Linked DNA regions of Mus musculus: region 1 is linked to region 2. A link is a contact called in ENCODE Hi-C or POLR2A ChIA-PET data. All regions are on one chromosome and are shown on one strand. The core of a region is the stretch at or near the end of the contact, and the rest is flanking DNA. Distances in the headings are between cores, read along the strand shown. Region 1 holds the start of H4c14 (H4 clustered histone 14). Region 2 holds the start of H2ac20 (H2A clustered histone 20).

What was found. Hi-C counts contacts between places; a loop is a spot of excess contacts on that map. ChIA-PET counts read pairs that join two places held with the same protein, here RNA polymerase II (POLR2A).
Region 1: a loop to region 2 is called in a map of heart, with 11 times the contacts of the local background. The contact joins the promoter of H4c14 here to the promoter of H2ac20 in region 2. A Hi-C loop is called at or near these places in 12 of 37 maps with a recorded cell type or tissue (Patski, adrenal gland, gastrocnemius and 4 more). POLR2A ChIA-PET finds 5 or more read pairs at or near these places in 5 of 5 experiments (Patski and embryonic stem cell).

Annotation. Positions count from the first base shown.
Region 1 is chr3:96,260,029-96,267,019 of GRCm38, forward strand. It overlaps H4c14 (H4 clustered histone 14), which reads right to left and starts at 3,289. Exons shown (of 1, transcript NM_033596.3): 1 at 2,906-3,289. The coding sequence starts at 3,276. The coding sequence ends at 2,965.
Region 2 is chr3:96,217,956-96,225,178 of GRCm38, forward strand. It overlaps H2ac20 (H2A clustered histone 20), which reads right to left and starts at 2,925. Exons shown (of 1, transcript NM_175662.2): 1 at 2,458-2,925. The coding sequence starts at 2,889. The coding sequence ends at 2,500. It overlaps H2ac21 (H2A clustered histone 21), which reads left to right and starts at 1,930. Exons shown (of 1, transcript NM_178213.5): 1 at 1,930-2,399. The coding sequence starts at 1,961. The coding sequence ends at 2,353. H2bc21 (H2B clustered histone 21) reads left to right here and starts at 3,117. Exons shown (of 1, transcript NM_178214.4): 1 at 3,117-5,783. The coding sequence starts at 3,211. The coding sequence ends at 3,591.

The DNA.
Region 1 (6,991 bases), core at 2,039-4,538, 42 kb after region 2:
TATGCATGAAAAATTTAAAGAATAAAGAGTGGGAAAAAAAGTTGAAGTGAAAACTTCTAGTTTTTTGGAAAGTTAGTTATGCCAAATGATGTTTTGAGGGAGCACACAGGTGAAAGAATGTCTTGCTAAAGCAAACACATGAAAGACTGTTTTCCTGAAGCAGACAGAGGTGAAAGGATGTTTGGATACAGGGAACATGTGAAAGAATGCTTGATGAAGGAGTATAAATGTGACCTCACAAACAGTGGAAGACAGGCACTGAGCATTGGTTTGGTTTGCTCTGCCTCAGTATTTTTCGCTAAAGACACACACACACACACACACACACACACATATTGGTTCGCCTTGTGAGACATTGAGAGAAACTCACCCACTCACTGCTCATGAGGTTCCTGGGCAGCTTGCCACTTCAGCGGCCTCGCCTCAGGCAGGTTGGAGAGCCTGGTGGTTTCTTCAGGATTGAACTACAGCTGTCTGGTGTCTGCTTGCTGAGAGAACTGGACTGTAGCTGCTGGTTCGTGCCTGGTGTCTGCCTGCCTAGAGGACTGGTCCACAGCTGCTGAGTCTTATTTGGTGTTTGCTATGGGACTGAACTGCTGCCCAAGAAGTTCAAGCTTGCCCCAAAGAACTATTGCTGAGCATTCCCACTTATCCTAGTAACTTTTCTCTTCCACTCCCTCTGCTGGGTGGTCGCTAGAAGAGAGATCGAACCCTTATTAAAAGTAGGTTGCAAAAAAATTATGCCTACAGAAAATATCCCAATAATAAAGGAGATTCTCTATCCCATTCCCTTAGATTCTCCTGATGTAACGCATTGCCTTTAACCCAAATAAATGAACATTGGTACAATAGGAGAAACTCATTGCATTTCACCAATTTCCCTATTAAGGTCCCATTGGCTGAAAGAGCCAATCAGGACGTTGTTGCTTGGCTCACCAGGGACTCTAGTGTTCTCTAGTAAGTCAGTTTCCCCTCTTCCTTCATAAGCAAAGGCCGATGCCAGCTTCTGAATCTTGACTCTTCCCAGAGACAATTTCTGGTTGCCTCATACGGTCTTGTAAAACATTACCATTGGGGGAGAGCACATTAAACATGGTCTGAGTTATGCTTCTTACAATTGCATATAGTTATCTAAAATGTATTTCCTTTAACCACAATAATTATAGGTGGATCAACACAACTATATTCCTATGGTGATCCTCACAGTATACCCGAGGTGATATACACTAAAATCCAACTTCTCCGATTGGAAGTTGGATTTTCATAAGTGATCGTGAAACGGAATGCAGAGGCTGCACGTCATCTCACCTGAGTAAAAGGTTAATATGCAATAGCAAAAATAAAATAAAAACAAGCCCACAGCCAATAACATGTTCAACCCAAATCAGCGTGCTACAGAATATAGATGCATACATAGAGAATGGCTTACTGCGTTCTTGGCCATGTTGAGAATTTGCTTTTGCCTTATCAAAATTAAAATGCACCATCTGATCAACGGTACACATGTTTTGGCAAGTCTCTTTCTAAACAGGTCCCAACACACCACACACCTGAGTGGCTTCTAAGATTTTCTTTCACTAAATAATATAGTGTGCCTCCACTCACTTATTGTTCACGGTGGTTTGGTTTTGTGTTTGTTTGTTTGACTATACATTCTTTTCTTTTTGTTGTTTTTAAGATTTTATTTTATGTATACGAATACACTGGTCCTCTCTCTTCAGTCACACCAGAAGAGGGCATCGGATCCTATTAGAGATGGTGAGCCACCATGTGGTTGCTGAGATTTGAGCTCAGGACCTCTCAGTCCCCTCTCCAACCCTCAAGGGGTTTTTTGTTTGTTTGCTTGCTTGCTTTGTTTTGTTGTTTTGTTTGTGACAGGGTCTTGTGGTTCAGGCTTTCCCCCAAACCATGCAGAAGTGGTCCTTGAACCCCTAACCCTTGTTTCCTCCCTGACTTGCTGGGATTATAGCTGTCACCACCTGGCTTGCTTATGTTATGGGACATTAAAATGTCGTTGCAATTGTATCCCAGCAGAGCTTCGATCCCAGTCCACTATTTCCTAGATCCATGCCTAAACTGAGGAGTTTTGCGAGGACTTTTGGGGGTCCTGCTTGGTGTTTAATTGTAAAGACACCGGAGACATCTGGATACAATAAAGCTGTTGGCCTGTTTGCTGAGACAGTCCCTCAGCTAACCCATCTACCTAACCCGACCGACTTCTTGCCACTGTGTCCCACCACGTGTCTCTTTAAATCCCTGTTCCGTTCTTGTCCCTGCTTGTCTCCCGCCTGTCCGGCCCAAGCTTCTGCTGCCAGCTCTTTATTCTGCAGGAGGCCATACGCCTAACTCTTCCACTGAGCCAATCAGCAGCAGGACAACGCCCGGTCTCTCTTACGTAGCCTTTTGGCGCAGAGGGTTACGTGACCTCCATCTAGGCAGCTAGCTTTCTAACATGGCCTGAAGAAAATCTTTTGGGAAGATGAGGAAGGATAAAAGGTGGGTTGTGGGGCCATAGAAACAATACCAAATATCCGGTCAAGCACAGCCACTCATTGGAAACACAGGGACACAGCCACATAGCCATTTGATGTGTGGACATAGGTCATCCCATCCAAAGGGTCTCCTTATTGCAATTCTGCTCCAAACAGCTAAAGAAAATCTTAGCCAGTCTCTTGACCTGACAACCAGCTCACACACTAAGTAGGAATTAAAATTCCCAGTGTGAGCTATCCTGCTGGATGCTATCTATCCGCCGTGGTATAGAAACTTAAGTGGATGGCTCTAAAAGCGGAACACCTAGTAGCGTTGAGTCACAAGGAAAACTAGCGTCTTTACCTTACCGAGTCTAAACCCACGGTTATTACCTGTACAACCCAAGTCAGTGTCAGCTCTCCTGAAGAGACTGTGGTTGGCCCTAAAAAGGGCCGTTAGGGATGGGGGGGGGGGGAATTGAAGCGGCGGCGTCTAGCCTCCGAAGCCGTAGAGGGTGCGGCCCTGGCGCTTGAGAGCGTACACCACATCCATAGCGGTGACGGTCTTGCGCTTGGCGTGCTCGGTGTAGGTGACTGCGTCGCGGATGACGTTCTCCAGGAACACCTTCAGCACACCACGGGTCTCCTCGTAGATGAGGCCGGAGATGCGCTTGACCCCACCGCGCCGAGCCAGGCGGCGGATGGCGGGCTTGGTGATACCCTGGATGTTGTCACGCAAGACTTTGCGATGGCGCTTGGCGCCACCCTTGCCTAGACCCTTTCCACCCTTTCCTCTGCCAGACATGGCTAATGTAATCTGAAACACCAGCTGGTGAGGCATTGGAGGTGGAGTGCCACTAATATATGAGAGGATCGGACCAGATTGAAAACTGAAAGCGCGCGGGCGGGAACCTTTCTAAATTATCCGGGCTCTGGATGTTGCATCATCTTCCTGTTTTTCTTTTCTCTTCTCTGCCCTCTACCGGTTCCTTACAGTCTCAAGCCTTTATTTTTTTATTTTCGATTTTCTTAATTATGGTGCCGAAGTCCCTCGGAGAATTCAGATTCCTCCAAATAAAACTTAGAGATAACACAGACTTTAGAAAGCACTGACGCTAAAAAGACAAAAGACCGGAGAAAGAGAAAGTTAGAGATGAGGGGGGAGTGCGCTGCACTGAAGGGCCCGGAGCTCCTGTTAGGTAAAAACCGCAGCAAAAGTTCCAGTAACCAGCGTGACAATCGAAAGCAGAGGACCCAGGAATGTGTGTGGAAGGGAAAGGTCGCGGGCGTTTCTGCGTACAGTCGCCTGTTTCGTTGATAGAGACACATTATTCAGATCAAGCAGAAACTAGATCATAGGAAAACTGAGGATGCCGCCGATCCTTTTCACCGAGGTCAGTGGGTTTCCACGCTCTTCTACCCAAAGGCCCGCTGACTAGCCGAGCAGCCCGGGAATGCTGCTACGCTCGTTTCCACAAGTCCTTTGAGGCCCGCCCTTTGTTTTCAGTTATTCCAAACTGTCTCTACTATGCAGTAGACTAAAATTCACTTTTTCAAGTGTGTGTCTGCTTTATACAGTGACGCCCTGGGAAATGAACTGGAGTCTGTACTTCTAGTATGTCCGTCGTTCCCAGGGCCACCCATAGAAGAATCTTGAGAAAGCATTCTGCATCAGAAAGAACGGTAGTGGGTTGGTTGGGACTTGTTTTTAAAGTGATCTGATAGGCCTTGTTCTGACTGTTCCTTTATTCTAACATCTATATGTGCTCATGAATCCCCACCACCACCACCACCACCTTTTTTCTATCCAGATTTTCTGGCTCCAGACATGTAGATAGATGTAGGTTTTGAGTCACCTTAGGCTGGGGGCTCAGACTCCCCTCTCAACTCAAATGTTTTAAACCTAAGACCTGTGAATTGTAGATCTTAGAGGGAAGAGAGCTCCCTCCTACCCCAGTAACCCTGGGCAGTCATACACGTCTCTTGATGGATAGATCCTGTTTGTAGACATGCCTCCATGCCCAAACTAGCACCCTAGAATTCAGAGCCTCTCCATCCCGCAGCCGCTGTTTTCTCATTCCCATGGCGACCCCTGGAAGCTGTGTTGCTTCATATCTCTGTATTGTGCGGACTTCTCCACATCCTTGACTATGTCCCTAATGGGATGTGATTTCTGTGTCTTCTTTCTTTTTAAGGTGAAGTGCAGTAGAGGCTCAATAGTTGTTTATGGGTGGACAGCTCCTGCCTTTGCCTCTTTCCTTGTAAAATAAAACAACCACGTGCCAGGCTGACAGGGCTTTGGTACCAGGGCCTGAGGCAGACTCAGAGTCTACCATCTTTTCAGGTGAAGGGAATCAAGAATATTCTCCTACTTCGGACATGAGAATCATTTTGAGCAGAAGGGTTGAGATTTGTTTAAGAGTGGAACCTGCAAAAGATATCAATATTTTATCCTGTTTGCAGAAAATCCTGAGTGGGAAAGGGGGTGGGAAGGGAGTAGGGAAGGGGGTGTGGACAGGGGTGGGCAACAATAACGTTGTTCTCTTTTCAGGGGTGAGACCTGAGCCCACTCCTGACAGACGCTGTCTCAGGACTAACCTGTCCCTGTCTATTCTCCTAAGGGTGATTTATTTCCCAAAGTCATTTGACTTTGCCATAAGTGTCCCTTCTTCCGTCATCTTTCCCCTACTTTAGGTATGTGGACCCCAAATTCTAACCACCCTCTTTGAATTACTCAGTTTTTGAGAATTCCCATGTTTACGCTCAATACACATATTTAGAAGGAAACAACTGTTTGGCCTATCTTTTCTTGTCAGATTCAATTCCAACTAAGAAATATGGAGGTTAAAGCAAAAAACAAAACAAACAAAAAAACCAACCCCTAAATTTAAAAAAAAAAAAAAAAGCCCTTAAAATAAAAACTGATAACATTTCTTCAGATCTCATGAGAATTAAACAACACCTTATATAACTCTGAAATATTGTATTATACTTTTACACTTGAGAACATTCGGTGAACTATTAATTATACTAAGTTGTCATGTATAGGCAGTAATGGTGACTGATCAGTAGGAAGGAGACTTGAACTGATTTCTATCCAGTGGCAGGATACTGGAGGTACTGGCCCACCTCAAAAAGGAGTAAGAAAAAGGTCCCAAATACCCATGGTTTCTTAGTTTGGTCCTAGGTCGCAGACTATTCAAAATCAAAGCAAACCAGGTAAATAGCCTGAGTAGCCAACAGACCAAAATTCACCTGGTCCAAGTTCGTGTTTGACTCTAACTCTGGGGTTTCTTGAGCCCAAACACAAAACTTAGTCCATGCTTTTGTATTAAAAACAAATATATAAAATACATATATATTTGTTTATATAAGTACATATAAAATATTACATGCCTAATAGTTCATTTAATTTTTTTTGTTTGCTTTTCACTGTATGGAAAAAGTTGAGCTTCTTGTACCCACCCCCAATTAATAAGATCCCAGTTCTCTGTCTCTAAACTTTAGGCCCTGGCAATGTGGTTTGTTTTCTCTGAAACAGGGTCTCACTCTGTAGCTCTGGCTGTCCTGGAACTCACCTGGATCTACTTGCCTCTGTGCCATTATACCCTGCTTGGCCTTTTTTTTTTTGGGGGGGGGTAATTTTTAATGAAAAACTTCAGGACATTTCTGAGAAATAACTGCAGAGAAGCAGTTTCTTCTGTATCATAACCCCTGTTCTGGTCAAAGTTTCGATCCAGAATTTCCCATGAATATCACTCTAGTGTCGGGTAGACACCAAGCACAGCTGAGCGACATGACTGGGTTGTCGACGAAGGCAATGTGCAGCAGAAGGAATACAGATTAAATTTGCCTGGGCAGCGAGGATTATCTTTTTTTGGAAGAGACACTGATAACCTTCAAAGTTTACTTCTTGATTTCTAGTTTCGTGCCATAGAATTCACATCTACAATAGCATCCTCATTTCTGAAGAGTATAAACCTCTTACAGGTATAATTGTAGAAGCTAGACAAGAGGAAGACTCTTGACTTTCTTACTGTCTGTTAAAATAAACCCTACAACTCCTGGACTCTGTGTCTGAATACAGCCGCTTTCTCTTCCTCTTAGAGGAAGTGGTCCAAGATCCCCAGCCAATGGCTAAATATACAGACAATGCTGTACATTACATAAACATATACAGCACTGTATGTTTCCTTTAGTATATGTGTAAATGTGTATGGTAAATTTTAACTTATGAATTTGGCTCAATAAATAGGTCAAAACTATAGTAAAGTAGACAATAATAATCACCTTTAGTGAAATTTGTTTGCACTTTGGAGCCCTTATTGCATAAGATCAAGGTTACCTGAACATAAGCCTTGGCAGGTGTTTTGAATGGAGGCTGCTACTAAGTAAATAAGTCATGGGTAGCAAGGATACGCTGGGCAAGGGGATGATTTATGTCCGGGGTGAGAGGCCATGAGAGGATAGACTTACAATGTAAAATAAGACTCCTGACTTCTTTTCTGGAATTTTTCACT
Region 2 (7,223 bases), core at 1,675-4,174:
AAAGGCGTGCACCACCACGCCCGGCTATTCATTCATTTTAAAAGAAAAAAATTAAGTGCAAGCTGTATATAGCAAGCTTTCCATCTTTGTTCTTAATACAATCATAGTTGCAATAATATCTCTTTTTTGCTGAAAGGTCTGTCTTGGGCAGATCAAGATTTTGAGAGGCATTAGGGGAGGGGAGGGAAGGGATTGTGGTTGGAATAAAGGGCGAGCACTAAATAAATGTTTGCTTAATTAAATGTTTGGGCAGGACCTCTGCTGCCTTAGGGAAACAATCCCAGAGGTCTCAGAGGAAATACCAGCCAGCTGGTGAGTGATGTGTGCACTCTACAAATGGCCTGTTTGTCTCTTCTAGGAAGTCTCTGGCTAAAATTCAAGCAAGGGAGCTCTAGGGAGCAATAGACAATTACATACTGGCCTATGTAGACTTACCTAATAAGATTTTGTATGGAATTTAAAATCTCAAAATAATTTTCCCTTATAGAGGAAAGTAATGGTGGACAAGTTACTTCATTATGCCCAATATCTGGTTAGTGAAATATTATGAATAAAGTCATAAAGAGTATATTCTGAGTCTGAAACACTTGGGTTAGCGAGGGACTACAATGCCCTTTAACAAGGGTCTAAATCCCCTTGAGCCCTTTTTTCTTTACCCACAAAACAGAAAATTACATCCACTTTGTAGATGGCCTATAGCACAGGGTGAATCACACTTGGGTTGAGCGATCTCTGTCCCGTTAGCCTTCTTCACAACTCAGATCACTGAGAAGAAAACCAGAGGTCAAGGCGAGGGGGTTCACTGACTCTTTAAGCAGAACCTCACAAGGTGCCAGGGATATGTGTACGAGATTTTCCTGTTATCTGGGTTTTGTTCTCAGCCCCAAATGCCTCAAAAGTTAATGTTGTTAGAACTTGCATAGCAGAATGGCTGTCTAATGCTAACAAAATACCCTGCAAACTTAAGAATAGTTTAGAATGTAACTGTAACTTCTAGAATTAGATACAGTTCCCTTAACAGGCTCCCTCACCGTTCACCCCCCACCGTCTTATCTTGGTACCTGAAAGTTTTTGGGTGCAATTCTTGGGATAGGGCAAAGGAATGCAGAGCTCATGTTTCAGATGCTAATATGATGCTTGTTGAGACAAACGAGTTAAACATTTAGTAAACGCCTGATACCGGAGTCTGAGCTTGTGAAGCGAATCTGAATTAGCTGGAAGCTTGTAAGCCTCGCCAGAGGGAAGAGCTGGGGATAGGACAGTTCAGCTGAACTCGCGGATTTTTTAGTGGGGAGAGAACCGGAGCAGGGTAAAGAAAACCCCAGATCAAACGAGGACATCTTAAAAGCTAGAGGGAAAAGGTGGTGGCAGACACCTCCTAGAGGTCAAAGACGATGGATACAATGTCATCTAGCCCTTGGTCAAACGACCCAGGGGCAAAGATGGGGAGCCACTGTCAAGGGTAAGGAAGCGAAGCAACTTTCCTAATTCCTTTACGGAGCCTGCTTGTGTGAGACATGGAGAGTAATTTAAAGCTCCGGGGTGGGGGTGGGGACAGAGCAAAATCCCATACTTCAAGGGGAGTGTTTCGAGTTTTGTGCTCTTGGTTGTTTGTTTAGATTTTTCAGCTCTAAACTGGGCAAACAAAACAAACCTCTATAAATTACCACAATAAACAGCTCCGCGAAATTCTTCTGCCCTTAAAATCCTACGATGTAAGTGAGGGCCTTTAAATGTGGCTCTCATCGATTGGTAAATTCCTTTTTCAAAAAATTCGTCATTTCCTGTACTGCAGGATGTAAACCACCGAGTCTAGCTTCTGCTTTCCCATTGGCTGTTGGAGACAGCTCCATTTTAAGCCAATCAAGCTACTTTTCCTTCACCCCTCCCGATAGATCTTATAAATTCACCTTTCCATATCCTTCCCTTGGAAAAAGCAGCAGAAATTGCTTATTCCGCCATGTCTGGCCGTGGCAAACAAGGAGGCAAGGCCCGCGCCAAGGCGAAGTCGCGGTCGTCCCGCGCCGGGCTGCAGTTCCCGGTGGGGCGTGTGCACCGGCTGCTGCGCAAGGGCAACTACGCGGAGCGCGTGGGCGCCGGCGCGCCGGTGTACATGGCGGCGGTGCTGGAGTACCTAACGGCCGAGATCCTGGAGCTGGCGGGCAACGCGGCCCGCGACAACAAGAAGACGCGCATCATCCCGCGCCATCTGCAACTAGCTGTGAGGAACGATGAGGAGCTCAACAAGTTACTAGGGGGAGTCACCATCGCCCAGGGCGGGGTCCTCCCCAATATTCAGGCTGTCTTACTTCCGAAGAAAACGGAAAGTCATAAGCCTGGAAAGAACAAATAACTATTATCCCTTTCCACACAAAAAGGCTCTTTTAAGAGCCACCAAAGTGTCATCCAAAGGGCTGGTCACAAACTGGCGCGTTAGCTAGCTCCTTTGTAAAAGATTTGGTGGCTCTAAAAAGAGCCTTTTTGGATTCGTGTTGAGTTTCACTTGCTCTTAGCCTTGTGGCTCTCGGTCTTCTTGGGCAGCAGCACGGCCTGGATGTTGGGCAGGACGCCGCCCTGTGCGATCGTCACTTTGCCCAGCAGCTTGTTGAGCTCCTCGTCGTTGCGGATGGCCAGCTGCAGATGGCGCGGGATGATGCGCGTCTTCTTGTTGTCGCGGGCCGCGTTGCCCGCCAGCTCCAGGATCTCGGCCGTTAGGTACTCCAGCACCGCCGCCATGTATACCGGCGCGCCGGCGCCCACGCGCTCCGCGTAGTTGCCCTTGCGCAGCAGCCGGTGCACACGCCCCACCGGGAACTGTAGCCCGGCCCGGGAAGACCGCGACTTGGCCTTGGCGCGGGCCTTGCCTCCCTGTTTGCCACGGCCAGACATAACTTAGAGTATAATGTAGGACACACCGAGGTGACAACTTCTGTAAAGCTAGGTTGATTCGTCTCTAAGGCCTTTATAGGCGCTCCTAGGGGTGGGGTGAGGAGGGAGCTTTTCATTGGTGGTTATTTGGCCCCTGAGAAGTCCAATGAAATCTGAAATTTTAGGCTTGTACTGAAAACGCAAGTTTCGCGTATGGGCCAATGGAAATTAAAAGTACTTTGAGACCTAATTTGCATAAGGCGTTCATAAAGGGCTCAAGTCCTCCGGGTCCCTGGTTGATTTTCTACTTACTAGACTGTTTTCCACTGTTTGCTTTTAATCATGCCTGAACTGGCCAAATCTGCCCCGGCTCCCAAGAAGGGTTCCAAGAAGGCTGTCACCAAGGCGCAAAAGAAAGATGGCAAGAAGCGCAAGCGCAGCCGCAAGGAGAGCTACTCCATCTATGTGTACAAAGTGCTGAAGCAGGTGCACCCGGACACCGGCATCTCGTCCAAGGCCATGGGCATCATGAACTCGTTTGTCAATGACATCTTTGAGCGCATAGCAAACGAGGCTTCTCGCCTGGCGCATTACAACAAGCGGTCTACAATCACATCGCGGGAGATCCAGACGTCGGTGCGCCTTCTACTGCCCGGAGAACTGGCCAAGCACGCCGTGTCGGAGGGCACCAAGGCCGTCACCAAGTACACCAGCGCCAAGTAGAGGCCTCCCTGGATGAGGCGCTCGCTGGCCCCTTTGATCTTTTAAAGTCTCTTTTAGTGAGTCACCCGCTCAAATCAGAAGAGAGCTTTGCCACTTGCATTAGTTTCTAGTTCCTATTCCAAAGTTACTCCAAGGGTCTTGAAAAGGGTACACTTCAGAAGTTTTAAGCCTTTGTGGTTTTGAGTTCCCCTGTGGGTATCTGTTTGCAGTTTGCTGCACCCTACTTAGCTTCTTGGAGTTCTTTTTAGACTAGGATAATGGAGGTGGGTCTCTGGGCCCGGTTTCCGTGTTCTAGGCTTTTGGGGTACCATTTACTTGTCGACTTAAAGTGAGATGGTTTCCTTACCCTGGCGAATAGAGGGCTCCAGGACACAGCTAAGACTGTGTCGGCGAATGCTGGGTACCAGCCATCTACAACTGAAACCGCTCTGTCCCTTTACTTGTGTCCTGGGCACCAGCGGTTACGGGGTACTTAGGGTGGTGTCCCTCTAATTTACTGATTTACAAACACGAATGTTCCACGTTGCTGCCGATTTGGTAGAAGTCGGTTATGGTTCTCTATCAGGCTTTAAAATCCCTGTTCGAGGCTTGCTTGGTTTGTTTTGTTCTGTTTTTGTTTTTCCTTTTAATTCTTTGCTTTAACCTCTGCAGTGCCAGATTACCGCAGGCTACTGCTGCTTCTCTGGGCTCATGAAGCGATCTTTCGAATCCACACACGCAGGAATTAGCTTTTTCCCTCCTGTCGTGTCTCCAGGAGAAGTTGTCTCAAGTTCCCTTTGCTTTCTTATTTACACTGTTGCTGATCAAGCTGGGTCTGACAGTTTTATACCTCCAGAGCCCACCAGTGCCTCAACCACAGCAGATGCTACTTTTAAAATTACTTATTGAATTCATTTTTATACCACTGCTTTTTTTAAAATATATTTTTATTAGGTATTTTCATTTACATTTCAAAAGCTATCCCAAAGTCCCCCTTACCCTCCCCACAACACTCCCCTACCCACCCATTCTTGGCCCTGGTGTTCCCTTGTACTGAGGCATATAAAGTTTGCAAGACCAAGGGGCCTATATCACTGCTTTTTAAAATTACTTATTGAATTAATTTTTATATTAAGGCGGGGGTGGCAGAGGCCTTGTCCATTTGATGTATGTGAAGACACGTTGGAAAGGAAATGTTTTGGGGATTTTTTTCCCAAATTTGTCTTTAGTTATCGTTACTGTGGTAGCTGTTCTTGGTTCTTAGCCCAAGCAGCTGGGTGCACCTGTGAGGGATTTATTTTTTCTTAGTTCCATAATTTGAAATGAGAAGAACCATTTTTAATCTGGTTCTTTCCCACCTTTAATCTGGGCCACGCCAGCTGGCAGCTTCTATTAAGGACATGGAAGAAGGAAGCTTGTTCTTTGCCTGCTTGCTGGAGATGGCAAGTCTGTTCCTGAACTGGCATTAGAGCCCTACTTACTTGGGATTCTGCCATACACTGAAGACCGGCTGAGACACCCAGCCTTGTGGACTGAACAACTACTGGATTATTGGACCTTCCGTTGGGTGACAGCCATTGAACCCCAGCCATTGAACTCCAGTAAGCCATGTGTTTGTGTTCGAGTGTGTGTGTGTGTTTACTAGGGACTGGCCGTAATAGTTCCCTTAATTTTGACAATTTAGAGGAAGCTCTTGGGTTTGTATTAAATGGAGCATTGGCCTTTGGGAGAGAGACATTTTACTGCCACCATCCCCATTCTTAATTTTTCTATCCTCTACTAAGATGAACTTCCAATTTACAATTGTCCCAATCATTTACATTTCAGAGGGTCTACAGGATAGGTAGGTTATGGAGCGAATAGTGAAGGTAGTAGAAGCTAAATAGGGAGGTCCGTAGGCCAACCCCTGCACCAATACCATCCACTCTTGTCTCCTACCTGAAGACAACGGCCTTGGTTTTCTTTTGTGGGGAGTGTAGCATACTGAGTTTTTCCTTTGAAGTCTTGATTTTGTTGGTGAAGATTCTTGATGGTCTGATTGCTTTCTCAATTCTGCTTTGTGGTAAGGGTTATTGGAGCTGATTGCAGGAGCTTTGTGGATCCAAAAGAGAGTTCCAAACATTGTCATAGATCGAATAAATCCATTCACTGCATGTGCATTTTCAAGTGGGTAGACACTGTTATTATTATTAATAAAGTTACCGATTAGTTTCAAATCTTTGCTGTATTGTTTTCTGTGCAATTAATTTTCTCAAAAAAAAAATAAAATGAGTAGATATAGCCATTTGTGGTTGGGCTTGTGGAAAAGCTGGGTGCCTTTGATTTGAAGGATTTATAAGCCATTAGTCAGAGCTTAGGGGTGTAGCTCGGAAGGTTTGGCCAGAACGCCCTGAGGCCTTAGGTTCAACCCCCAGTACATTAAAGCACACACCTGCTTCTAGCTGGGCATTACTTCAGAGGTGCATTGGGGTTAGAATATCTACGGCATGGCCATTGTTAATGCCTCGAGATTGAGAAATAATGACCACAAATAAAAAGTATTACAAACAAGAGAGCGTGAAATAGAATCCCTGGTAGTTTAGCCAACACCTGTGCTAGGGAGTGTTCTAAGCCCTCTCAAAATATTGGCTCATTTGATCTTCACTGGGAACTTTATGGAGTAAGTCCCATTATCATCTCCCGTTTTATAGCTAAGGGAACAGGCATGACACTGCTTTTCCTCATAAACTGTTTAGAGAGTTTAGTTTTCTCAAGTCCCCAGTTTAGTTTTACAGGACTTGAGATGGTAGGATTGCTCCCCGAAAACCTTGACCCCGCCTCTCATTTGGGTAGAAGGGGTTGAAGTATCCACACGTTACCCTCTCTGCTTTAGAGATGCACCCTGCATGGAGATCCAGAAGGTGGTGGCTAACCTTGGGAATGGAATTGGGGAGTCTGACTTTCCATCCCAGAGGCCACAGCTCCAGCCAGAGGGAGGGGTTGTGGGGGGAAGTATTTCACCAGCTCAGAACCTCTCACCAGCACAAGAGGCTTGGAGGCTTATTTGGGGCTTCTCTTGTGTTTGTATGATGGTCTTGTGGCAGACACAGGTAAAGAGAGTATTAATAGAATCTGGTGTTTTTACCCTAGAGGAGAAATTATCAATACAGTGAGATCTCACAATACACCTCTCTCCCATTTATTTCCTTTCCTTAGGTTAAAACAATTGCTATAAAAATAATTGCCCTAGTCCTCTCCTGTACTTTCTCCTTTTCTTTTTGAATGTACCCCAATTTTAGGCAATGATAATTCCACAGAGAAGCACAGTAAGTCCCCCCAACCCCCAGTTGAACTTATTGACCATCTGACTATGCCCGTCCTCTGCTTAGTGGTTTCCATTGTTGCAGTCTACTCTCCACAGCTACCCTTTAGGTTATGTTTCATTGTTGTCTTTATGTTACAAATGGTGGAAACAGCCTTGGAGAGCTTAAACGGTTTGTCTGGGATCATCTATCAAGTGGTAGAGTTGCAATCCAACACACGCCTTTTGGTTATTTTGAGACAAAGTCTTGATATGTAGCTCAGACTGGCATCAATCCTGCAGGGACCCCCACTCCTTCCAGGCCACCCAAGTGCTGGACTCCAGAAGGCAGCCACCACCTCTGACTCTAGCA